5 separate regions of the Homo sapiens genome follow, and all the other regions are linked to region 3. The links are chromatin loops, found by intact Hi-C in ENCODE. Cell type or tissue: PC-9. All regions are shown on one strand.

The links. Hi-C counts contacts between places; a loop is a spot of excess contacts. Peaks named below come from ENCODE experiments on the same cell type or tissue, not always from the same donor. Only the 100,000 strongest peaks of a DNase experiment are listed, where the experiment ranks them.
Region 1: it touches region 3 in a loop (5-fold over the local background); 6 of 110 quality-filtered maps call a loop at or near these places.
Region 2: it touches region 3 in a loop (24-fold over the local background); 11 of 110 quality-filtered maps call a loop at or near these places.
Region 4: it touches region 3 in a loop (15-fold over the local background); 22 of 110 quality-filtered maps call a loop at or near these places.
Region 5: it touches region 3 in a loop (6-fold over the local background); 5 of 110 quality-filtered maps call a loop at or near these places.

What each region holds. Positions count from the first base shown.
Region 1 is chr2:229,340,187-229,345,186 of GRCh38, forward strand. No RefSeq gene overlaps it. Among named protein-coding and RNA genes, the nearest start is that of PID1, 71 kb to the left of the region's middle. In PC-9, a CTCF peak has its summit at 2,409 (motif pointing right); no DNase peak of the experiment used is centred here.
Region 2 is chr2:229,131,340-229,136,339 of GRCh38, forward strand. The region is part of intron 2 of PID1 (phosphotyrosine interaction domain containing 1); the gene reads right to left. Among named protein-coding and RNA genes, the nearest start is that of PID1, 140 kb to the right of the region's middle. In PC-9, a CTCF peak has its summit at 2,005 (motif pointing right); no DNase peak of the experiment used is centred here.
Region 3 is chr2:229,713,725-229,718,724 of GRCh38, forward strand. It overlaps DNER (delta/notch like EGF repeat containing), which reads right to left and starts at 831. Exons shown (of 13, transcript NM_139072.4): 1 at 424-831. The coding sequence starts at 699. RefSeq lists silencers at 662-771, 842-901 and enhancers at 739-1,513, 1,514-2,287. In PC-9, CTCF peaks have their summits at 137, 2,375 (motif pointing left) and 2,574; no DNase peak of the experiment used is centred here; H3K4me3 peaks cover 1,574 bases; H3K27me3 peaks cover 42 bases.
Region 4 is chr2:229,428,938-229,433,937 of GRCh38, forward strand. The region is part of intron 8 of DNER (delta/notch like EGF repeat containing); the gene reads right to left. Among named protein-coding and RNA genes, the nearest start is that of PID1, 160 kb to the left of the region's middle. In PC-9, a CTCF peak has its summit at 2,597 (motif pointing right); a DNase peak (open chromatin) is centred at 2,624.
Region 5 is chr2:228,678,582-228,683,581 of GRCh38, forward strand. No RefSeq gene overlaps it. Among named protein-coding and RNA genes, the nearest start is that of LINC01807, 70 kb to the left of the region's middle. In PC-9, CTCF peaks have their summits at 3,057 (motif pointing right) and 3,262; no DNase peak of the experiment used is centred here.

The DNA.
Region 1 (5,000 bases), 370 kb before region 3:
TCCTCCTGCCTGGTGTCCCAGACTCCCAGCCCAGGGAGCCAGCCAGCGGCCTTGCCACCCCCATTCTCCATGAGTGTCAGAGATTCCAGCCTCCCACCAGACACACACACAACCAATTAGCCCTTGCTTTCCCACTCCCTGAGTTCCAGATGGCCTTTGCCAAGACGGCCCTGTGGTCTTGCTCCAAACATGATCGATTACAGCCCAGAAAAACTCTTGAAGGCATTGGTTGCTTCTGAAGTTAAGACTATGAAATTACTTTTCTTCACTGAAGTCCCCTCTGAACTTTGGAAGCCACAAAATCCTTCCTGGAGCAAAAAGCCCATTTCATGGGGCTGCCTGAGCTCCCAGTGCAGCTCTCAGAGGCCACCATGACTCATGTGGCAGCAGTACACCCACAAGACCTCTGTGGCGAGGACACCATATGGTCACCAGGAGCAGCAGGAACAGCACCAGGCCAGCCTGGAGGGCCAGTGGGACAGGGGCCCAGCTCCCATGGATACAAATTCACCCCTGCTCCACTCGCTACATAACTGATTCACTCACCAAACATTTCTTGAGCTCCTGTTACGTTCTGATGCATTCTGGACCCTATGCTAGGCAATTGAAGATGAAACTCTACCTTCAAAAATCTCAGTTCACAAACCTCAAAGAAGGTATTTAGGAAGGCAGGAAGGCCTGCTGGAGAGGATGGTGCCTGCAGCAAGACAAAAAGACATGTCTGACATCTGGGGAGACAGAAAGCGTGGAAAGACCACAATGTCAGGAGTACCAAAAATAACTGCATCCCAAGAGTCTTCGTACACTCACCTGGCGAGGCACATCCAGTGAGCTGGCCAGAGGAAAGCCTCAGTGAAACTGGCCCAGGTTATGTAGAGAGAGGATCATTAGAGTTTTCCTGATAAAAGTGAAAAGTTAGAAATCTCTTGAATGTCCAGGCCAGGCACGGTGGCTCACACCTGTAATCCCAGCACTTTGGGAAGCTGAGGCAGGCAGATCACTTGAGGTCAGGAGTTCAAGACCAGCCTGGCCAACATGGTGAAACCTCATCTCTACTAAAAATACACACACACACAAAATTAGCCGGGTGTGGTGGTGGGTGCCTGTAGTCCCAGCTACTCAGGAGGCTGAGGCAGGAAAATGGCATGAACCCGGGAGGTGGAGCTTGCAGTGAGCCGAGATGGTGCCACTGCACTCCAGCTTGGGTGACACGGTGAGACTCCGTCTCAAAAAAAAAAAAAAAAAAAAATTAGCCAGGTGTGGTGGCGGGTACCTGTAATCCCAGCTATTCAGAAGGCTGAGACAGGAGAATTGCTTGAATCTGGAAGGCGGAGGTTGCAGTGAGCCGGGATCATGCCATTGCCCACCAGCCTGGGTGACAGAGTGAGACTCTGTCTCAAAAAAAAAAAAAAAAAAAAAGAAAGGAAAGGAAAGCAAGCAAGCAAGCAAGAAAGAAAGAAAGAAGAAATCCCTTGAATGTCCAATCGTGAATGTTAAACACATGATGAAAAGGTTAGAGAGAAACTATCTGATAGCTTGCTATGTGGCATTCATTCACTTATTTATTCATTCAACAAATGTTCATTGAGAACCTACTTTGTGCCTATCTGAAATCCAAGCCCTAGGAACACAGATATGAATAAAAGAAGAACTCTCCCTTATCACAGCTTATAGTTTAGTGGGAGATGTGTGTGTGCATGTGTGTGTGTGTCGCAACTTTAGATAAGCCAGTCAGAGTAGACTTTTATTGATCAATAGCCCCTAAAGACCTCTATTGGAAACAGTTGCACAAACAACCAGAATGCCACTGGAAGGACACAAGGGATAAGTATGGGATTGGAGCCCTTACCAAGGTCTTCAAAGGAATTTCAAGATCTGTGCATGGTGATAAATGGTCTGTATGTCTTGACTTTGGAGAAGGAGGCCTTTTGTAAAAATAGGAGCATAGTTTAATAATATAAACCTGAAGGCAGAAGGGCAAATCCCTGAAGAATATGATGATTTATACAAGTTAGAGCTTGCTGCCCAAGAAGAGCAAAATGATGCCCCAGGGGTCACCTCTGTGCTGGGCAGTTCTCTGAGGATGCAGTTGGGAGCTGGGAAATCCATCTGAGTGAGCACAGCACATGTCCATCCTCATCACTGCATCCCTGCTATTTAGGAAGGAGAAGACTTTCTTGTGGAAGCAAGAGCCAAAAAGTTGCTTCTCTCTGTGCAGCAAAGGCAAGATGAGAGAGCAATGGCTCCCAGCCCTTTTTAGTTAATGAATAGCTTAGAAACGAACCCATGTCCAGTGCAAAGCTCAAGAGAAGCCAAGGGAAGCAGAATCTGGAGGCAAACCTGACTGGCAGATCCCACACCAAATCCTCAGGTCCTCCTCGGTCAGCCAGCTCCCAGCCACTGGAGGGCGCCCCGAAAGTCTGAAAGAGGCAAACCCAGGTAAGCAGCCTTGTTTCCCCTGATTTCCCAGAGGAATCTGAAATTAGTTATTTCAGTCTGAGAGCATTTTGCACAGAAAGATCTATTCTTAATACAAATAAATGTACAATTAATAGATAAGTTCTGGCATCCTCTAGGAGCTAGATTTGGGTTATTTTCAGTCACAACTAGATTTAAATGTGCAACTGTGCTGTAAAACTTCTCTATTTTGTTTTGCAAAACTGCTCTATTTTGAGCCTAGACTTGCGCACTTGTGAGCTCACTGCAAGAGGGAGAGAACTCTTGGAAATGCAGCAAGGGCCCAAGTCCCTGCGAGTACACAGCCCCAATTGTTGGATTCTTGGATTCAGATTCTTAAATTGTTGTGCCAATGGTTTGACAGCAGGCAAATTGATGGATAGGCTTTATGGACAATAGTCAGGGTGGGAACAGAATTAATCAGCAATTATTTGTTTTATTACCTTCTCCCTCAAGATCAGAGCCTTCCTACTCTGAGCTGGCCTGAATGTCCTGTTCATGGATCCAGCTCAGCCCTGGGCACATGGCAAGTGGTGTCTGGCTCTTTTGCCTTCTACACCGTCTTCCCACTTCCTACCATCAGATACCCAAAGCCTCCAATGAACTCCCTCCTCAACTTCAGTTCCTTAAAGACAATCCACCTGAATCAATCTATTCACCCTGAACTGTTAGGACATGGCTCAAAACTTAGCCCAAAGCAAGCACAGAACAGTTGTTGGTTGAATCAGAGTCTCCAGTAAGCAAAGTCTTGGAACCTGTCACTTTCACAGCATGGCAGTGATTCCCACAATCGGGCAAGCTTGGGAAATTCTGATATGATACAGACACATTCATTCGGAATAATGGAAATAAAGGAATTGGGTAAGGGAGTGTGTTGGGACTGGAAAGAGTTCACTGATGCTTCTTAATCACTCAGATGTGATTGGGTGGGGAGAAGGATAGGAAACAGTGTGGAAGTCAATCACTCAACAAATCATGGATGCCTCTGGTGAGTGGGGCAAGAATGAAGGTGGAGTTTCCACCCAGAAAGGCCATACAATCTAGTAGAGCAAGCATCTAAACAAAACAGAAGGGGCTGGAAGAAAAGCTAGTTATGCCTTGGGAGCAATGCTTCTGGGGATGAGTCTGCCTTGGAAGAAAACAGCTGGAAATTGGTCCTGTCATTGTGAAATGGTGATTGCCTTCAAGGGAAATACCTGAGGAATGGCATGGCCATACCCATCCTGATGGAGGCGATCCAACCAGTCGCAGCCTTTCAAGAAAGTTTCACTCTGCTGAACCCTGAAAATAAGGCCTTGAAAAGCAAACGACCCACTTGTACATCAACCATCAGCTTAACCCCCTAGTGCCTCAGGTTTACCCACTAAATGTAGAGTTAATTCTACATTTAAAGCTGTTTGGATCACAGTTCACATTCAACTACGTAATTATTTATCATCACTAGCCTCTGAGACTATTTGAGAATTAAAGTAAATCCATTTATAGCACACCGTAAGACTCCTATAAAAGACAAAATGCATGAGTCATGTCCCTTGCTACCTGACAGAGGAACAGAAGCCTTTCCGAGTGAATATTATCCTGCGCCGAAAGCTTTCTTCCCTTAATCCCCTGAATTCAGAGCTGAAGCACTCACGAGTCTCTGTAACTTGAGTTGTGCTAACATGTTGAAGTGGTAAACAAGCAGAGTTACTCATCTCTTCCGAGGCCCATTTTTTTCTGTCTACATTCCAGCTCTGTCTTCTGAGCACATGGCTGACCACTGCATGGCCAATGGAGACCAGGGCTCTTTAGGAATAAGAATGAGTTCTTATGTGTTGAGTGTGAACAATGGGCCAGGAAACGTGCTGCAAGTGCTTCCAGCTATGTGATCCCATCTTCTGTTTCTTCATAGCACTGATGTCCCACTAACCCGGGGAGAGTCATCTCTCATTCTTCCTGGGCTCCAATCATCCCATCTGTAAAGTGAAAAGAGTAATTTTCAAACTGCCTCCACCCTTCAACCACAGGAAGCCTGAGTTGGTATGAAAAGCTTGGCTATCTTTCTGAAAGTGCCTTCTTCCCACACACCCTGCACACAAAGCTCAGAGCTAATTCTCATTCTTCATCTTCTGACCTAAGACTCAGAAGGAGCTTCTCTGTGCACCCACTGTTAACGGAGGGTGCCACGCAGTTCTAGGCTCTTGGTGTCCCGAATAAAGAATTGGACGAGACAAACAGATAGCAAAGCAAAGCAACAGAAGTTCATTAAGCACAGTATTACACTTTCAGGGCAGGAGAATGGACTGGCCTCTGTGAGATGAGATCAGCGTCAGTTTGGTGAAGTTTGAGTCTTTTTACGTGTTTTTTTCTTCTCTTCCCAAGGCTGCCTAATCTCTAGCCAGTGTCTGCCTTTTGATTGAGAGGTGTGTTGTTTAGTTACTTCGGCCTCCATGCACTTGCAAGCTGCCTCTATCCCATAATTTTAAGTACATGCATGATACGCAGCCCATATGCATGAATCTTAAGTAGCCAATTATCATACAGGGTTATGTGAAGGATACTTT
Region 2 (5,000 bases), 580 kb before region 3:
CCTGCCTCAGCCTCCCAAGTAGCTGGGACTACAGGCATGTGCCACCACACCTGGCTAATTTTTGTATTTTTAGTAGAGATGGGGTTTTACCACATTGGCCAGGCAGGTGTCAAACTTCTGACCTCAGGTGATCCACCCATCTCAGCCTCCCGAAGTGCTGGGATTACAAGTGTGAGCCACCATGGCCAGCCACATTTTTCTATGAGAACAAAGTCATGTGAAAAGAGTAAAGAATCTCCACATGTGAAAATCACCATTTTGGCTAAAGTTTAGAAGTATTAATAATTAATTTCATAGCTTAGGCAAAATGTCCATTGTTCCAAAAGTCATCATCAAATATTCACACTAGATACGAATTTCAGTAATTAATCCTATTTGTAAATTAAAAACCAAGATTTCAGCTTGAATAAATGATGAAGATCAGCCAAGCAACGTTCACTTCTTAAAAGCGTTTGTTTTGTGAAAAATGCAACAAGACTCCGTCTCGGTGGAAAGATGTGCTAAATATTCATTTATCTCAATATCAGTCATTGTTAAACAACAGTGACATGAGGGTGGGCAGAAGATTAGTTATGATCTAGTACTATCATCCTTCTGTCTGGGAGCAAACCCTCTCTAGAGCAGGATTAAGCTATCTTAGAAAAGAGCAATGTAGACAGTAACAATCTTTATAGTTCTCGCATCTGGTTTCTTGAATATTCACTTCTTTGTTTCCAGGGACTCCAGATGATGGCACGTGGTAGAACCATCTCCTTTTAAAGGTATATAGACTGCTCACTTCTGGGAGATGGAAGGCTTAAAATTGGCTATAAGAAAGGAAGGATACACTTATTATCTCAGGGGATAAAGAATTAATAGACAAAGCCTTGTTCTATCTCCTTGGGGTCATGGCTCCAATGAGCTTCTGAGGACCACAACCATCTATGTTCCATGTGTGACATCAGGAAGAAGGGGTCCCCTTCAAGCTCTGGCTCCTTTGTACTTACAGGATGGGCTATCACGATCCCAGAGAAAACAGTCGACATTATAAAACTGCCTTTCGAACCACATGATTCAGCATAAGAACATGAGAGATCCAGCTTTCGGTGTCACTATCACTGCCGGCTTTTCTGGCCTTGAAACTGGCCAGAAGTCCTTCTGCTTATTACCGGCTTGGATTGCTAGAACTTCAAAACAAAGTTTCAAGTGCTAGAAATTCTTAGTTTCTCTCTCATACATACTATTTTGAATTTTATATGAATTAGCTTTTAGATTCAGGTTACAAATTAATCCAGGCTCATTATGTAATTAAATGTTTGATTAGGAGCATTAATTAACATATTACACAGAGGCATATAATTTTATGAGACAAACTCTTTAATTCCAATGAAGAGATTCACCATGGTAACAAATTATCTGACCCACCCAATTCAATATGTAATTCCAAATGATTTTTCAAATTAACTAAAAATGCTGTCATTATTAAATAGGTATATTACAATGTATGCACTGCACTGTAGAGATTTTTTTTAAATACTTAGGCGAAAGATGAGAGAATTCTAAATATGCTTTCATAAATACACAAAGTAAAGATCAAGGCTGAAATTTTGAAAAAGGATAAAAATGTTGACAATTTTGTTGTAGCCAATGCTTTGTGCTTTAATTTTTTTTTAACCTGGCGACATTAGGAAATGGTGCATTTCATGCATTTTTAATCTTTCTGTGTTATCTTGGTAAGATGGCTCCTGGCACTCTACCTGGAGACGGATTTATTTTGATTGCTAGACACAATCTGTATTAATCAATCCAAGGCCAAGTACAATTTAGTTTGCTACTTCAGGAGCTGGATGGTATGCAATTGTTCACAGCTGTTTCTAATTACACCTTGATCCGATAATAACTAAATATTGTTTAAAGTTCTGGCAGTGACTACTTAAGGAGATGTGCAAGATCAATAAAGGAAAGTAACACTTCCAGGCATAAGCCTGCATAAATTAGAACCTGTAGAAAACACAAACACAATTCAGTAGGTGGCACTATTCCCTCAGCCAGAACTCTCTTCATTCCCTGTGACTTGAGTAGTCCTCCTACGGCAATCACCTTTACCAATTTCTTCCACGGAATTCTGTGACCTAAATTAGTATCAACAGACTAACCTCAAATTTATTGCCTGGCTTCTTCCCTTTGAGATACACAACCCAGATGAAAACTATGTGAATTGCAGATGTAAGAGTACAGAAGTTTGATTTCATCTCAAATCCTTCGATAATTAGGTCAGCATATTGTTACAGGTTACCTGAAAGTAAATTAATTCTTCATGCCCAATATCGACAACTCAACTGATTTGACCTCTTCCATTGATATGAGCCAATGAGATAACTTAAAATATTTAAACCAGCCAATGAGCAGGTTTTTCAATCTCAGAATTATTGACATTTGAGCTGGACAATTCTTTTTTTTTTCTTTTTTTAATTATTATTATACTTTAAGTTTTAGGGTACATGTGCACAACGTGCAGGTTTGTTACATATGTATACATGTGCCATGTTGGTGTGTTGCACCCACTAACTCATCATTTAGCATTAGGTATATCTCCTAATGCTATCCCTCCCACCTCCCTGAGTTGGATAATTCTTAACTAGGGAGAGAAGGATACATTGTAAAAATTTTAAAATGCTGAGCAGCAGCCCTGGCCTCTGTCCACTAGAAGCTAGTATCACTTCCCTAGTGTGACAACCAAAAGTACCTCCAGACATTGCCAGATGTCCCCTGCGTGGGGACAAAATCATCCCATTTGAGAACCATCAGTCACCTAATGATCTTCCTTTATACTAAAGGCCGATCTCTGGCTTCATTGCCAAAGACTGAACTATTCCACTAGCATTCTTTCAATAACAATGTTTACTACCTGTGTTTTTTTTTTTTTTTTTTTTTGAGACAGAGTCTTGCACTGTCACCCAGGCTGGAGTGCAGTGGTGTGGTGTGATTTTGGCTCACTGCAACTTCTGCCTCCCAGGCTCAAGCAATTCTCCTGCCTCGGCCTCCCAAGTAGCTGGGGCTACAGGCGCCTGTCACCACTCCTGGCTTTTTTTTTTTTGTATTTTTAGTAGAGACAGGGTTTCACTATGCGGGCCAGGCTGGTCTCGAACTCCTGACCTCATGATCCGCCCACCTTGGCCTCCCAAAGTGCTGGGATTACAGGCATGAGCCACCACACCTGGCCACTGTTGTTATCTGATTCCAAAAGTTAAAGCGTGAACATTGTTGAAAAATGTTGAAGCTAAAAAAAGTACAAAGAAAAATAAAAGCCACCAGGAATGGTCCCATACTATGATAATAACTGTTCTAACTTCAAGGGTATCACCTTATTTTTTTTTGGCATAAAGATGAATGCAGAGTACATGTAATACTATTTGATTTATTAAAATCTTAGAGTCATGTGGCAGTATTAAGCATGATTTAATGACTATATAGTATTCTTTCCAAGAGATATGCCATACTTATTTTAGCTGATCTCTTATGTCAATATATTGAACTTTTCACCTGATCACAGGTTAATGTATATTACTTTTACTATGTCCGTGGGATAAATCCCCACAAATAGAAATTTTATGTACTAACCTATTTTAGTTCTGCCCTCACACAAAGGGAACATAAGAGAGAATGAAGAAACAAAGAAGAAAAACGAAGATGGGGAATAAAGAAGAGGAGAAAATAAGAGAGAGAAGGCAAAAATAAGAGGAGATGGGAAAGAGAAGAGGAGGGAAAGATGTGAGAAAGGAAGGAGGGAATGATGGAGGGAAGAAGTGGAAGGGTCTTGTCTCAGTAGAGGCTAATCTAGAAATGAACTTGACTGGCAAAGCCTCCACTTGCTTTTCTCTTGGGTTTTGCATCGTTCACGTGGTTTGTTCCCCCGCAGAGATGACAATGCTCTTGTCCACCATTCAGGGGGCATATGCTTCAAGTTATCGTCTTTCAATTCTTCCTGTGACTAGCATGCATTCGTGAAATGGCATGTAAAAGTAAAGTGAGAAACCTTGAAAGTATTATGCTAAGTGAAAAAAGCCAAACTCATGAGGCCATAAATTGCATAATTCCATATGTATGACATATCCAGAATAGGCAAATTCATAGAGACAGAATTACACTTACAGAAAAACAATGATACATCATAGCTGTGAAGTGAGAGCTATGGGGTCTGCAAATGTACACCCAGATAGACTATTGTATGAAAACAGTAGCATTCTCCCTGGGTGGCACTGATGCAAAGTATTGTATAGAAAGGTTCAGATAAAATTACAGTAAAACCTGAGGCTATAGAAAAACCACTGTTCAGTACATCCAGTTATCCAAAACAGCGCTGGACTGAGGGATGTGTGGATGGGGAGTGATGCACGGCATAAAAACATGTCATGTCCAGAAGGAACCTGGGGGCAGAAAAAAAGACTTGAAGCTAAGGACAGGCCATGTTTAAGAGGGGAGAAGAGCAATCATGTGACATGCAGAACTCAGATTATTAGCAACATGCTCAATTTGTGCTTGTTGATTAATTAATGGAATGAGGTCTGAAAACATGGTCAGTAAACATAGTAGGCAGTTTCTAAGATGGCTTCTGACAATGTTAGGGTGGCTCACCACCTAAAATCCACGCCTTTTTACTCTTGCCTTGAGTATAAGATGGATTTGGTTATGACTTGCTTCTAAGATGCCACTTCTAAGTTTAGGTTACAAAAAAACTCTGTTGTCTGTCTTGCTCACTCACTCTTGCTGTCTCACTTGCTTGCTCAGATGAAAGCCAACTGCCACGTTTTGAGTTGCTCCAGGAAAGGCTTTTGTGGTAAGGAACTGAGAAATCTCTGGCCAACAGGCAGCAAGAAGCTGAAACCATCAGTCCAACAACCTGAAAGGAATTGGGTCCCACCAACAATCACCTGAACGAGGTTAGAAATGGAGTCTCCTTCAGTTGAGCCTTCTGATGAGACCAATGCCCCAGCCAACAGCTTGACCACAACCTCAGGAGA
Region 3 (5,000 bases):
GCCGGACGTGGAGCGTGGACCACCTGGACATTGAACACCTCGCCGGGGACGCTCGGAGCCGGCTCCTCCGCGCTGCCAAGGCGGGCACCGCTCAAGTGGTTCTTGGCTCGGCCCGGCCTGGAGGGGCGCGCCACTCAGTGGCCAACCGGAGCGTCTAGAGCCCCGCGCGAGAAGTGCCGAGCCCCGGAGCGGCACACCCCGAGAGCCCGGCTGGCCCCGCCCGGGAACCAGGGCGGGTAAGGGAATCAGGGTCGGCCCGGGGGTCCGCGTCCACGCGGGCCAAGAGACTGGATCCATCTTCTTCCCAAAGTGGGAAAGCCTGTGTCAGGCGTGCCCATTGTCGGGCAGCAGCAGCAGGGCCGGCGGGAAGAGGCTGCTGGTCCCGGACCAGCGCCCCGCACCGCGCCCGCCGCTTCCACTCACCTGGCAGTTGGCGCCGGAGATCCCGGCGGGGCAGGTGCAGCTGTAGCCAGGCTCGCCGGCGGGGGCCGGGTGCTGCGGGTCCGGCTCAGGGCGCGAGGTGCACACACCCCCATTCCGGCAGGGCTGCGCGGCGCACGGCCCGGGCGCAGACAGGGGCGCGGCGGGCACCGGGTTGGCCAGGGAGCTGCCTCGGGGCCCCGCTCCGAGCAGCAGCAGCAGCAGGGCCAGCGCGGGCAGCAGCTGCGCACCGGGCGCCTGGGCGCGGCGGGGCTGCATGGCCGGCCGGGAGGGCGCGGGAGCCGGAGCCAGGACGCAGTGACGGCGGCGGCGGTGGCAGTGGCGACGAGAGCTGCGAGAGCGACGGTGGCGGCTAGGGCTGCTCCGCCGGGCCGGGCGCCTCCTGCAGCTGCGGGATCCGCGGTTCCCCGGGCAACGGCGGGCGGGGCCTGCGGGGCGGGGCGGGGCGGGGCGAGCGGGGGGCGGGGCGCCTGGCGGCCCCGGCTCTGGAGCATCGGGGAGTGGGGCCTCTTTCCCCGCAGGGAGTTGGGATGGGGGTTGCAGGAAGACGATGCGGGACCCCATCCCCCAGGAGTGGGTCGAAGTCACGGGTGTGTCCAGAAGCAGCCCTGGTACAGGGAGCCAGGCGACGCTGGGGCAGGAAAGGGGCTGGAGAGGTCCACGAGTGAGGGAAGCGGGGCTTTGAGGGGCTTCCAGAGCCGGGAGCACCGAGTGCGCCCCAAGGCCCGGGCAGGGCAGGGCGCGGGAGGCGGCAGGGCGCCTCAAGGGAGGGGCGGCGCGCTCGCAGCAGCCACCTTTGGCCTCTTGGCGCAGAATCTGCGAGACCGCCGCGGGGCCCGGCCTTGCCTCATCCCCCGGGACTGCTCCCCTTCCCACAGCGCTTCTCCCGGCACCCCAAGCCCTCCCGCCCGGCCACGGAACCCTGCGCCCGACGCTTGCTCAGCAGCCGGGTTCGCCTGGAAGTGACCTCGCCTCCGCCAGGCGGACCCGGGGCCCTTGTCCTTGGTGCTGACCCAGCTGTCTCATTCTCGCCGGCCCTTTCCAGAGCGCGGGGCCTTGCCGCACCACTAAGGAACGTCTGGCCGCGCCGTGTGAGGCCGGGAAGAGGCCTTGGTGTAAGGCTGTCCACCCCTGTCGTTGAACCTAGGGGGAAACTGAGGCCCAGAAAGTCTGGATTCGAATCCAGTGGGTCAATTGACTCCCAGCCCAGAACGCCCGAAAGAACAGTTCAAAAGCCCAGGTTGGCAGAGGCGCTGCTAGCGGCAGGAATCGCAACAGGGGACTCTGCATAAAAGGAGCATTCGCTGTGACCTACTTCGGAGGGGATGGGGGGGGCGGGCTCTTCTACACGTCCTGGCTGGGCTGGCTGGTGCTGCGACCGCCAAGGAGGCTGCACTCCGCTGAATAAAGCGCATCCAGCCTTGTCTCCTCCACCTGACCTTTCACAATCTCTATTACCTGTGGGTTCCCAGGTACCTGTTACCTTCTTTTTAAGGTGGCCAAATGAAAAAAGAAAATGTGATTCCCCTGGATTGACAGTCTGGGCCAATTTTTTTTTTAGTAAACACAAAAATAGCTTGTTTTGTTTTTTAAAAAAATTAAAGTAAGGACTCCATGTGAACTTCTGCTGTAGGTGTCACAGACGCCAGGGATTGCTAAAAGTCCTCCAGTGGAAACAGAAGGCAAACTGCACGGCTTCTCCCTGTCCTGTTCAAACGCAGAAGCAAATGTCACACTTTTCTGCTTCAGGAGATACCTAAAATTCATGTGGCCATTGCAGGAAATCACTGAACCCCAGACAGATCTGCAAGCGGAGAATTCAGACCTCCAAGTGGATAGAGTTATTACATTTTTCCTCACACCTGCTGTCTTTCAATCTAAGACCTCTTCCTCTTGAAAATTCTTAATTTTGTGCCACGCCAGCACCCTCTGCTGGTACTAGTGTCGTCATTCAGGTGGTTTCTGTGCCCCTGGAGTTGCGTTCTTTCCTGAAACTAACTTCTCTTACCTTAAATCCTGGACTAGTGGATAGTGCTCTTCATTGCCTTCCATCAAGACACACACACAAATGAAGCAAGATGAAGTGTAAAAAGGTTGTGAGTTAATTAAAATCACATTTCAGTTTATTGTACTTTTGCCTGAGCAACCCCTTTGTTTGTGTATTTCATATTATTTTGAAATATAGGATAATTAAAAGTGGTTTTATTTTCTGGATGCTGGTTACTGCATGTTTCAGATAATTTTCCTTGCTAAAAGTATTCTCTTAGTCTTTAATCTTTAAAATGCATATTATGGCAGAGACAATACAAGATCCTTTCATTTTTTCCAGGCTAAAAAGGAAAACTATAATCTTCCAGCACCTTAGCTTATAGGCAGAGCAACATGATTAATGCTGGGGAAAAAGCATATTGATTTGCATGTCCTGGTCCCAAAACATCCATGTACTAAGTGCCATGAAAGTGTTAACTATTATTACTGTTACCACGCTCAGAGAAATGGGTCTTTTCTGTAGATTCCGAAAGCTGATCTGGTACTTTACTGACAGCTTTTCAACCATCTGCAAGATCCCCCAAATACTCAACTAAAAAGTCCAACCAATGTATTACCCTGTCACATTAGCAAAAGTGATTAAAATAATATTGCCTCTATGTTTAAATGAAAGCTAAAAATCCAGGCTTTTATTTTATATTATTCCCAACTTACAGAATATCAAATCTTCATCCTGACCCACCTCATTTCCTTTTTTGATAGAGTCCTTATATTGACAAGTCAAAGGCCAAATATACCAATAATGTATCTTGATTTTAGCAAAAAAAAAAAAAGTGATAACATTTCTCATGATCACCTTATGGAGAAAATTCAGCTAAGTGGACTCAAAACTGTTTAACAACATACCAATCGGGGGGTCACTATCAAGCTACAAGAAGTTTTTAGGGAAATAACCATGGAGTTGAAATTTTTGGCAGCTGATAAAATTCATACCAGAATCAACATGTAAATTTATCTTAATCAGTAAAAATGCTGAGCTAAAATAAATGAAATGGAATATGAGGTGAATGATAGTACATTCGATCTTACTGCTACTTCTTCGTAAGACTTTCTCTTCCTGCCCTCCTTAAAGTTAGATGTGGTCATATTATTGGCCATGGCCATAAAATGTGCAGGGAATAGTATGCCCCACTTCCAGATGGAAACTTTTAAAATCCTGCCCATGTCCCACTGTGTTCTCCTCTCCTTAGCGTGACAACTGGCAAGATTCCAAGAGGTGCAATGGGGGCTCCTCCAGCTTGTGTCTCTGAGAGAGGACAATGTGAAGCAATGGGAACCTGCAATGGGCATATGACATAAGAAATAAACCACTATAGTTTTAAACCACTGAGTCTCAACGATGTAAGATAACTCGAGGCCACACACTAGTAAATGGCAGAGCAGGACTGATTGTTCCCAATGAGCCAGGCAGCACGACTAGTGATCTCACATGTACTATTTCTGCCAGGTAGAAGGCTGGATCCCATTAGAAATTCTAAGGCTTCTGGATTTGGTGGAAAGGAAGAATTTCAAAACAATTTACAGGACTCATTTCTCTTCACAGATCTAGTTTAGAGTTACACCTCAATTGCATTATACCCATAGGTTATTATAAAAATGTTACAAACTAATGCAAATATAATTGTCTTTATTTTTTGCATTTTGTCACAAATGGAGAAAATCAACTTTCCAGGCCAGCAGGTTCACAGGTAGCCAATTGGGAACCACTGGCCTCAATGAGAACACCACTCCTGATGAGGTTTTCATACTCTGTCCACCACGGCATCCTGTGAGAATGCTAGCCTGGGTGCACCGTGTCATCATTCACAGACTTAGAAACTTATATTTAGAAGAAATTGCAAAGGTTACCAAGCTTGATCTCCCAGGATTTGAACTAAGACCCAAACTAAATTATTTATCATAAGATGATAAATCCCCTCCAACTTACCTGGGATTTAGCACCCACCTTCTTTCCAAAGGAATCTAAGTTTTCTGCAGCCATCAGCAGATGGTCTCTCTATTTCCCTCTGCACCTTCATTTGCCTGTAGACAGTGACGTCATTCCTGCTACCCCTTCCCACATCCAGTTAACCTTTAAGGATACAAGAAAACATCCCTCCTCCCTGCAGAGGGTGGGACTGGATGCTGGATTGAAGCTGGAGTCAGCTTGAAAGAAAAAGTTGGCCACGTATAGAGAGAAGGGACACATTGCCTAGTGACAGCTTTCTACCATGAAGAACAGCACCAGCCTACTTTGGCCAGAACAGTTCTATCAGGACCCATGACAACACTGGGCAAGTTATTCTTTTTGACCTTCAGATGTCATATAACATGGAGAGGAGACAGAAACCCCAATTTTATAGAGCTCTAGGTGATGATAGTGGTGATGTAGAGTATTTACAGTGTACCAGACACTAATATGAGTATTCTTTACATATTATCTCATTTAATCCTAATGCCAGCATGATGAGGTAGGAAGTATGACTGGTGCCCAATTAAAGGACAAAATTGAGGTGAAATGAGCTGAAGTA
Region 4 (5,000 bases), 280 kb before region 3:
TAGAAAGAGAAAAAGCCAAAAAGATAAAATAGAGAGAAAGAAAAACTGGTCCAGAACATGATGGAATTACACTGGGCAGACAGCAAGGTCGCTGCCAGAAATGTTGTGGGCCCCTGCAGAGTGATGTCTCCAACTGGCGTAATGACCTTGAGCACTGCCCTTGGAGGGTCACCAAGATGGTGGAGCATATGGGGGCTGGGGGTACAATGTGAGAGTTTGAGAGACAATGGGACACAGCAGGATTCTTGCTTCCCAAGTGAAATACATATTCTTGCTTCCCTTATTAAAATAAAATGTATTTGATGCTATTTTCTTTTTATTAAGTACTTTTTGTAACTCAGTATTGAGAGTGTTTCTAGATGGGGAGCACTGGACCATCAGGCATACAGTTGCAGCTCAGTGCCAGTGTGTCACATCTTCCATTAAGGCCATTCATGGGCACTTGTGGCAACAGAGGATACTTATAAAAGGAGGAGTTTCTGCCTCTCCCTTAGGAGGACACGGGCCTGGCATTGTCCGTGAGGTGGTAACACAAGGGAAGCATTAAGCACAATGCCTGGCGTAAGCACATCATGATGTGATGTGTGGTCACCTGGCCTGTGAGGCAAACGTGATTTTAAAAGACAACCTGGGTGCCGTACTTCTGAAATAGGTGCCCACCTTGCAGACACAGCAAAGGCCCTAAGCACCATAGCCCTGAAGGACGCCATTACCCTGAGCCATAGTTTCACATGGTCAGCAAAGACCGCTTACTAGAGAAGCACAATAGCACCAGCTCAGCACTGACATGGTGCCTGGCTGATTAGCCCAGATTTCACCACCCAGGAACTTGAAGATCTAAATTTTTCCAATACGAAACAGCCTGTTTATGTTTGGCTTTTTAAAACCTACCCTTTTTCCTTTTCATAGCCCCATCCCCTGAGATTAACCTCGGGGCTGGATCTGGTTTCCTGCTTGGCAGTAAAACTTCGATTCACTGCTCAATATTTGATTCCAAACTCTGCATTTTCTCTTTAACAACAGGCTGTTCTCCTCTCATTTCCTTAGCACACAGGTTGAGGAATATAGAAGATGCTTGATCAAACTGGGTAAATTGAATTTGCTAGAAAAATAGAATCAGAGGGCCAAATAACCTTTGCATACATAAATACAGAAGAGTTCTTTTCTTTACCAGTGCCTGTTTTGCACAAACATGCATTAAAAGGCTTGGAAAAACATCTTCCAAAATTGACAATTGTTTTGTTAAGGGATTCTTTTATTAATTTAAATATGTATATTCATGTTTTCTAATTTTCCATTAACAGAGATATGTTATTGTGTGATATAAGCGGGTAATATCATCCATGCTGTGATGGTTAATACTGATTAACTGATGGTTAATACTGAGTGTCAACTTGATTGGATTGAAGGATACAAAGTATTGATTCTAGCTGTGTCTGTGAGTCTGTTGCCAAAGGAGATTAACATTTGAGTCAGTGGGCTGGGAAAGGCAGATCCACCCTTAATCTGAGTGGGCACCAGCTAATCAGCTGCTAGCATGACTAGAATATAAGCAGGCAGAAAAATGTGAAAAGAGAGACTGTGACCTAGCCTCCCAGCCTACATCTTTCTCCCGTGCTGGATGCTTCCTGCCCTCGAACATCAGACTACAAGTTCTTCAGTTTTGGAACTCGGACTGGCTCTCTTTGCTCCTCAGCCTGCAGATGGCCTATTATGTGACCTTGTGATCGTGTGACTTAATACTTAGTAAATATATATATATATATATATTCCATTAATTCTGTCCCTGTAGAGAACCCTGACTAATACACATGTTTTATGGGTATTTTATTTGTAGTAACACAACTCTAAATTATGTCACCGATTACAAGGGAAATGATGACCATTCTTTATGTCTAACCCTTGATTGGCAGTAAGGAAAACAGATAATATTAGAAAAACCCTAACTTTTTAAAATATTTTTTTAGTGGAGAGATAAGAACATTTCCTATAGTCTATAAAGGGAAAAGACTAGACTTATTAGAGGAGATTTTCTGAGATGCAGGGAACAGACATTATAATAAACGCACTGCTAGTAAAGAAATTGTTTTTTAAAAGAAGAATTATACTTTTTAATATGCAGAAAAGAAAATCTTTGAAGATGTTAAAAATTCTGTAACTTCTGTAGATGTACTGAGTGTAAATCATAATTAATTTATATTTGGAAAGGAAACAGTTCTTAAATATACAGTAAAAACCAAACGACCACTATCTGGAGTTATCTCCTTAAAAATGAGCATTCTCCCTCAAAAACATTTAAGAAAATCTGGGACTATATGGAAGACGACAGCTCACTTGTGACTGTGCTTATGAAGGACACTGGAAGCCAGGAGAAATTGGCAGTGAACCTGCTTTAACGGAAACAGTGTCTAAAGGCCTTTGACTTTAAACTTGTCCATCATCTGGGGAATCTTTCTAGCCATGTTGATCTAAACATTTCTGAAAGCTTTCTCTTGGAATTGGCTTCAGGACTAGGTTACAAACTAGTCACACTGAGAAAAATCAATCTCTTCACAATGTTTTAGCTATGTCTTATGACTTTTTTTTTTAATGTTGCTTTTGGCCACTAGAGGGTGGATTCTACTTATTATCTAGGCAAGTGAAAAAGGAAAAAAAAAAAGTTACTCAGGAGTTTAACAAAAGAGGAGGACTAAAAAGATAAGTGTGGGGAGGGGGGAGGGATAGCATTAGGAGATATACCTAATGCTAAATGACGAGTTAATGGGTGCAGCACATCAGCATGGCACATGTATACATATGTAACTAACCTGCACATTGTGCACATGTACCCTAAAACTTAAAGTATAATAATAATTAAAAAAAAAGAAAAAAAAGATGTCTTTTACAAAAGGAAATAGATGGCACAGAGGGATGCAAATGAATCTGCCAGGTTATATTTAAAGAAGAAATCCCATTCCCTTTAATAATAAAACATAACATTCAAATATTTCTCTACAGCTTGCAAATTCACCAATATGTCCTCTATAAACATATGGTGTCTACAGTTTAAATTATCCATTGTAAAGTGGCCTATTTTTCTTACTTTTTATTTAAAATATTTTTAATGCAAATGTTTGTAATACCATGATTAAAGCACCAAGATTAAATACTAAGTATAATGACAAAATAATATTTTATAATTTGAGTTAAAGATTATTGTGCTATGTGTGTTTACATATAAACAGTAAGAAAAGCATTTTAATAAAATAATCCCATACCCTCAATTGATTATCTAGCATGTTTATAAACACATAAAAATGGCTGGTTTATAATTGAGGTGAGGAAGATGATAAGAAAGTTTAGAAAAGCAAAGGTAGACATACACCCTCACATTCCAGAAGTTTTTCATTATGGGATGCACAAAGATGGGTGCTGGGGCCAGCAAAGGCAACAAATGGGTGGGAGGGGGGAAAATCAAAGACTAAGACTCTATTATGGCACTTTGAAGAGAAAATAAAACCTAGATAATTACTTTTACACAAGTATGCATACTAACAAAGAGAAATTTTAAACGGTATAAAAGTATAGAAGAGTTTTAAAATGTTTATTTCCTTTTAATTTATTTCACAATCAATTGGTTAAATTTGGTTTAGTTGACCTCTTAGTTACTAATAGACATTCATTTGAGGTATCCGCACTCATCACACTTGGGTCTCAGTGCAGTCCCCAGACCAGCAGCATCAACACCACCTGGGAACTAGTTAGAAATGCGTGTTCTCAGGTCACACTCAAGACCCGCTGATTCAGGGACTCTAAGGGTAGGGCCCAGAACTCCATGACTTAAACCCTCTAACATGGTTCTGATGAGCACTCAAGTTTGAGAGCCACTAAGCTATAGAATAGAAAAGTATACAACGTCTCCCACAATCTCTGACTCTCACAAATGCGGGGAAATGGTAGGGGTTGTCCAAGGAAAATGCTACATATAGTGTGGTTATGGGATTTTTTGTGTTTTGTTGTTGTTGTTGTTGTTGTTGTTTTGAGATGGAGTTTCACTCTGTCGCCCAGGCTGGAGTGCAAAGGCGCAATCTAGGGTCACTGCAACTTCCGTCTCCTGAGTTCAAACAATTCTCCTGCCTTAGCCTCCTGAGTAGCTGGGATTACAGGTGCCTGCCACCGTACCTGACTAATTTTTGTAATTTTAGGAGAGACAGGGTTTCACCATGTTGGTCAGGCTGGTCTCGAACTCCTGACTATGTGATCCGTCCGCCTTGGCCTCCCAAAGTGCTGGGATTACAGGCGTGAGCCACCGTGCCCAGCCGGTTTTGTATTTTAACAGCCATGGCATCTCCTAAGCGCGTTTAACTAATCCAACCGCAAAACATATGGTCAGAACATGTACCAGCTATGGGCATATAAATAAACCAACAGTGAAACATATAGTCAAATGATCTACCAGCCATCGGCACATGGACTAAAGGAAGCTACCCTCCTCTCGAGGTTTACATAAGGGAAAAAAGTAACACAAAGGAATCCCAAAGTGACAACAAATGACGTATTGGAAAAGAAAGGCCAGAATGAGGGAAAGTAATAAGGATATAGCTGTGGCACAATGTGTTCTAGTTCCTCACTGTATGACTAGGAGTCACACATGCCTAAGCGGAATGAGGATAAACAAGTTCATATTCAAATTCGTGAGGGCAATTTTTCCCACATCTCTGATCTAGCTTCCTTAACCCACAGGAATAATATTTTTGCAGAAAGGAATGTCAGAAAATGGAAGATATTAGAAGTATTTAATACAGCACCAAGATTAAGATTTTGAGTAACATACAGACCAGTAGGTAATATTAAAAATAATATTATAGTTTTGTAAAGATTAAGTGTGTTTCAAATTGACTATCATATACTAGACATTTGTGAATTAGCTTTTTGCATTCCTAATTATCTTGCCGAAAATTTGCTCTGAAGGTAATTTATGTTGCTTATCTTTTAAAATATATTTTGAATAAAACATAAAA
Region 5 (5,000 bases), 1.0 Mb before region 3:
GATTAGTAATAACAATTTGCATAATCTGGTTCTCGAACTTGCTGTAAGAAATGATCTAACAGAATCTACAAAGCACTGGCAGAACCATGCTATCTTTTGGCCAAGTAGTAGGCAAAGATAGAGCTGACTTTATTCGGGAATAAACAACAGCAACCACAAAAAAGAATATCAAAATATTATACAACATAAAAGGAGAGAAACTTAGCATGAGAAAGATAGAGGAATAAATAGAAATTACTACAGGAAAGAAAAAACACTTTTAGGTTTAGGTCTAGACACTTTAAATGGGAAGATTTTCTTTCCATCTCAAGGCAGTAAAATCAAACATGGTTTTTATCAGTCAAGGCATAAAAGATGATGGCTGGGTGCAGCGGCTCACACCTGTAATCCCGGCACTTGGGAGGTCAAGGCAAGTGGATTACCTGAGGTCAGGAGTTTGAGACCAGCCTGACCAACATGGTGAAACCCCATCTCTACTAAAAATACAAAACTTAGCCAGGCATAGTGGTAGGCGCCTGTAATCCAGGCTACTATGGAGGCTGAGGCAAGATAATCGCTTGAGCCAGGGAGACAGAGGTTGCAGTGAGCCGAGATCGCACCATTGCACTCCAGCCTGGGCAACACAGTGAGACTGCCTCTCAAAAAAAAAGAGAGATATGATAGCAAACTGAGAAGAAAGAGGAATTGGACAAAAGGAAGGCAACAACTTGAGGACACTAAAGTGGCATAACTAATTATAAACATTTAGACGTTTCCCAGACGGTCATCAACTGCAGGAAATTTAAACAATGAGGTAAAGAACAAGGTAGAAAGTTTCTTTCAAAATAAAGATGAAGAAGAAGAAAAGACATGAAAACCAACAAGAAAAAAATAGCTCTTTATCAGGCAACAAAGATCTGGTATACAGATAACTAATATTTCTGAAGAAAGAACAAGAAAATAAAAATAAAACTCATTAGTTCTATTATTATTATTTTTCAAATCCACCATACCCCATTATTTTGGGCTACAAGATATGTTAAAGACTGAATGGAGTACATGTAATTCACTGTGGTTGTGATTTTGATCCCTTTTTGACTATACTTCTAACTGCTTCGACTTTATAGATTTCACTGCTAATATTTGGCATAGTATATTTGATATACAAAGAGCACCTATAAATCAATTAAAAAAAAGAAAAATCAGCCGGGTGTGGTGGCTCATGCTGGTAATCCCAACACTTTGGGAGGCTGAGGCAGGTGGATCTCCTGAGGCCAGGAGTTTGAGACCAGCCTGGCCAACATGGTGAAACCCTGTCTCTATTAAAAATACAAAAAAATTTGCTGGGCGTGGTGGCAGGTGCCTGTAATCCCAGCTACTCAGGAGGCTGAGGCAGGAGAATAGCTTGAACCTGGGAGGCAAAGGTTGCAGTGAGCCGAGATTGTGCCATTGCACTCCAGTCTGGGCAACAAGAGCCAAACTCCATCTCAAAAAATTTAAATAAATAAAAATTTTTAAAAAATCAAGAAAACCCTAATAGAAAAAGTGACAAGGAAAGTAAATTTATTCTATAAATATGAAGAAATGAAAACACACAGTAAGTAGATTAAAAAAATATACCTCGCTATCCATCAAAAGTAAGCCCATGAAAATGGTAATGACAATTTTTATCAATTAAGTCAGTAAGCTTTAAAAATTATAATATCCTGTTGAATTAAAGATGTGGGAAAATAGATACTTTATATATATTATGTGGAAGTATAATCAATACAATCTTCCTAGAAAGCAATTTGGCAATATATTTAAAGAGCTGCAAAATATTCATATTATTTGACCTTCCAATTAAATAATATTAAAAACCGGAAAAAGAAATTTACTCGCTATTGTTTAGAATAAATATACTTTATATGTCATAAGGCCATCTCTCATATATTAACATATATATGTGTGTATACATATAGATATTAAAAGATGGGAAGGGGAATACTCAAATTTCTGAATGGCTGACTTTTCTTCTTATATTACAGGTAATTCATTTTATTTTTTGGATTTCTCAATAGCTACCAGGTCTCCCCAAATAAACATTCATTACTTTTATTATATATGAAAATAAATGAGCAAAAATGGAATAATAAAAAATAATTCCCAAGTAATAGTCCTTATGGATGCAAGTTCATGAAAGATAAACAAGGACCTGAAATATTTCTATAATATAAATTATACAGTCGATCCAATAGGAATCAACCTTTGGATCCTGTTGATAGAATAAAAACCTTCCATCACCAAATTTTTTAAAAAATTACAAGTGATTCATAGAAGACATTAGATCATGAGTAAGTCCTCAAAAGTTCCAAGTTTTCCCATTTTTACACTGCATACTTTTTACCACAATGTGATTGAAATAGAAATGCTTATTATAGTGAATATATAAACAAAGAAAACCATAGGAGTTACAGATTTTTAAAAACTGTAAATATCTACTTGTCTGACTTTTATGTGTGTGGCTTACATAAAGATTCAAAGGCTATCACCAAGCTGAGCTCAGAGATAAGTTATTACCATTATTATTATTATTAGACTTTATTCTTTTTAAAAATGTAAACTAAATATCCATCTCTGAAAATTTGAAAATAATCTAAAATTCTACCAAAATTGAGATATATGTTTAAATTTATGAATTCCTAAATATAAAAGGAGCAGTGTTGACAAGTAGCCTCAATAGCTAGTTTTGAAGAAAATATAATAACAAACCTTGGTTAAATTTAATTGCAGTGAAAGAGAAAATATCATTAATGAAATTAGACATAAGATAGATAATATAACCAGAGGTAGACTTTTAAAATAAAACAGTAATTCTCTGCTCAATCCAAACAGACCTGCCTCCTAAATGAGTCACTTGAGGTTTGGGGACATCTTAAAATGAGAAATTAACTGAATTATAGCAAAGATAACGTTTAGCATTTTTAGTTTCATGATTCAAGTTGCCTAATGCTAGGAAGGATTGGATATGTTGTACCTGATTTAAACACTAGAGGGAAGAAAAACAAAGAAAACCAGGAGGCATGCCAGATCCAACCCAAGGAATAGCGACTGCATGAAGAAGGGAAGGAAGTCCAGCTTCAGAGACAGACCTCACGAAGCAGCCACAAACACGGCCCTGGGAGATTCCAGGTAACAGCAAAAATAGTGCTTATGCCTTCTTGAGCAGTGTCTATTACCCATCTCACCACCGGTTAGTTCTAGGCAAAGGCAGGTATAAGGAGCTCACTATGAAGATGAATCTGTGCATTAATGGTTTTGCACATTTTTGGGGGGAGAGCAGATTAATCTGTCACCCCTCGGTGCTGATGGGACAAAAGCTGGTTTTACTCCTTGCTCTCGTCTCCTTCTAGCCCCCTTCTGTAAGAGTCGCTTCCTAACAAGTAATGCTTGCTTTTGTTTTTGTTTTTAAAACCTGCTCAGACCTTAGTTTAGGGTATTTTGGGCCATACAATGGGATAGGTGTTATTAAAGGGAAGAGAGGTAGTTTGGGAGTCATATGTCTTTAGAAGTTGAAGAGGGTAGTGGTTACTCTGAAGTAGTGCAAGGTCGTGGGGCTGAGAGTTTCCCCAGAAACAGAAACTTAGGTCTTGGGCTGGCTCTGCCCCCTGAGGTGACAGGACCAGGAAAGAGAAAGTGTGTGAGGGTGAGGGCTGGAGACCAGGGAGGTGGTCTTGGAAGCCCTGTTACTAGAAGGGCCTGCTTGAGTGCTTTTCTCAGAGGGGACCATTCTGTGGGTGTCCTGACACCAGATTAGAATAGTGATGTCTGGATAGCATGTGTGAGAGAAGGGGTTCTCCACCCATCTTCCTAGACCTCGTGAGCCCACAAGTTCTTATCTTTAGAAAATAGGGGGAAATGCTCTGACATTGCATTTTGGCTAATTTTGGTGCCCGGATTTCAAAGCTAGCTTCAATACTATTTACATTCCAATAGATGATCAAGGTTAAGAAAGGAAATAATCTAAAGAAAATTTAGCTTTATCATTAATGGTATAACTTAAACTGTGAATTATAAATACAACTTAAAATTAATATAGTCTTCAAAAGATCTGTGGAAACTTGTTTTGTTTTCCTTGATTTATTTGTTTAATTAAACACTGGGGCACTAATGAATGATGAAAATATGACCAAAAGTCTAAAGTCAAGAAAGATTTAAACTAAACAATGCAGAAAGGCTAGAGAAATATTTGACAATAGTATTTCATTTCACAAATTTAAAACTTTAATCTTATTTGATAACATGTTTTCAGGCCGGGCAAGGTGCCTCACATCTGCAATCCCAGCACTTTCAGAGGCTGAGGTGGGTGGATCACTTGATGTCAGGAGTTCAAGATCAGCCTGGCCAACACAGTGAAGCCCCAGCTCTACTAAAAATACAAAAAAAATTAGCCGTGCATGGTGGTGGGTGCCTGCAGTCCCAGCTACTCAGGAGGCTGAGGCAGGAGAATTGCTTGAACCCAGGAGGTGAAGGTTGCAGTGAGCCAAGATTGAGCCACTGCACTCCAGCCTGGGCAACCGACAAAGACTCCACTTCAAAAAAAAAAAATTCTTATGTCCACATAGATCCTTAATATTACCTTGGGAAGAAGTTAGGAGAGGGCCTATTATGCCCATTTTTCAGACAAGATAAAGTGAGGAGAGTGAGTGCTTGAGGTTCAAGCACCTGCTCATGGTTAGTGAACAGCAAACAACATGAGGGTGGTGGAGCCTCCAGATCTTTCCATTACTCCACATGTTAGTGGGATCACCCAATAAATGTCAGCATCCAAGATGAACAACTCGAAGGGAAAAATGAACGCATTACTATATAAATGTATGACTCTGTAATAAAAAAAAAATACCCAAAACCTGTGTCATGACATTTGTCAGTCATTCCAGAAGTGAGTGTGTGAACTCGATCTGGCACTTATAATAATCACATTTGCAAAGAGTTTCTTTTGCTGAGTGTCTGTAATTCATTTGGTTGCGGGAAGCTTTTCT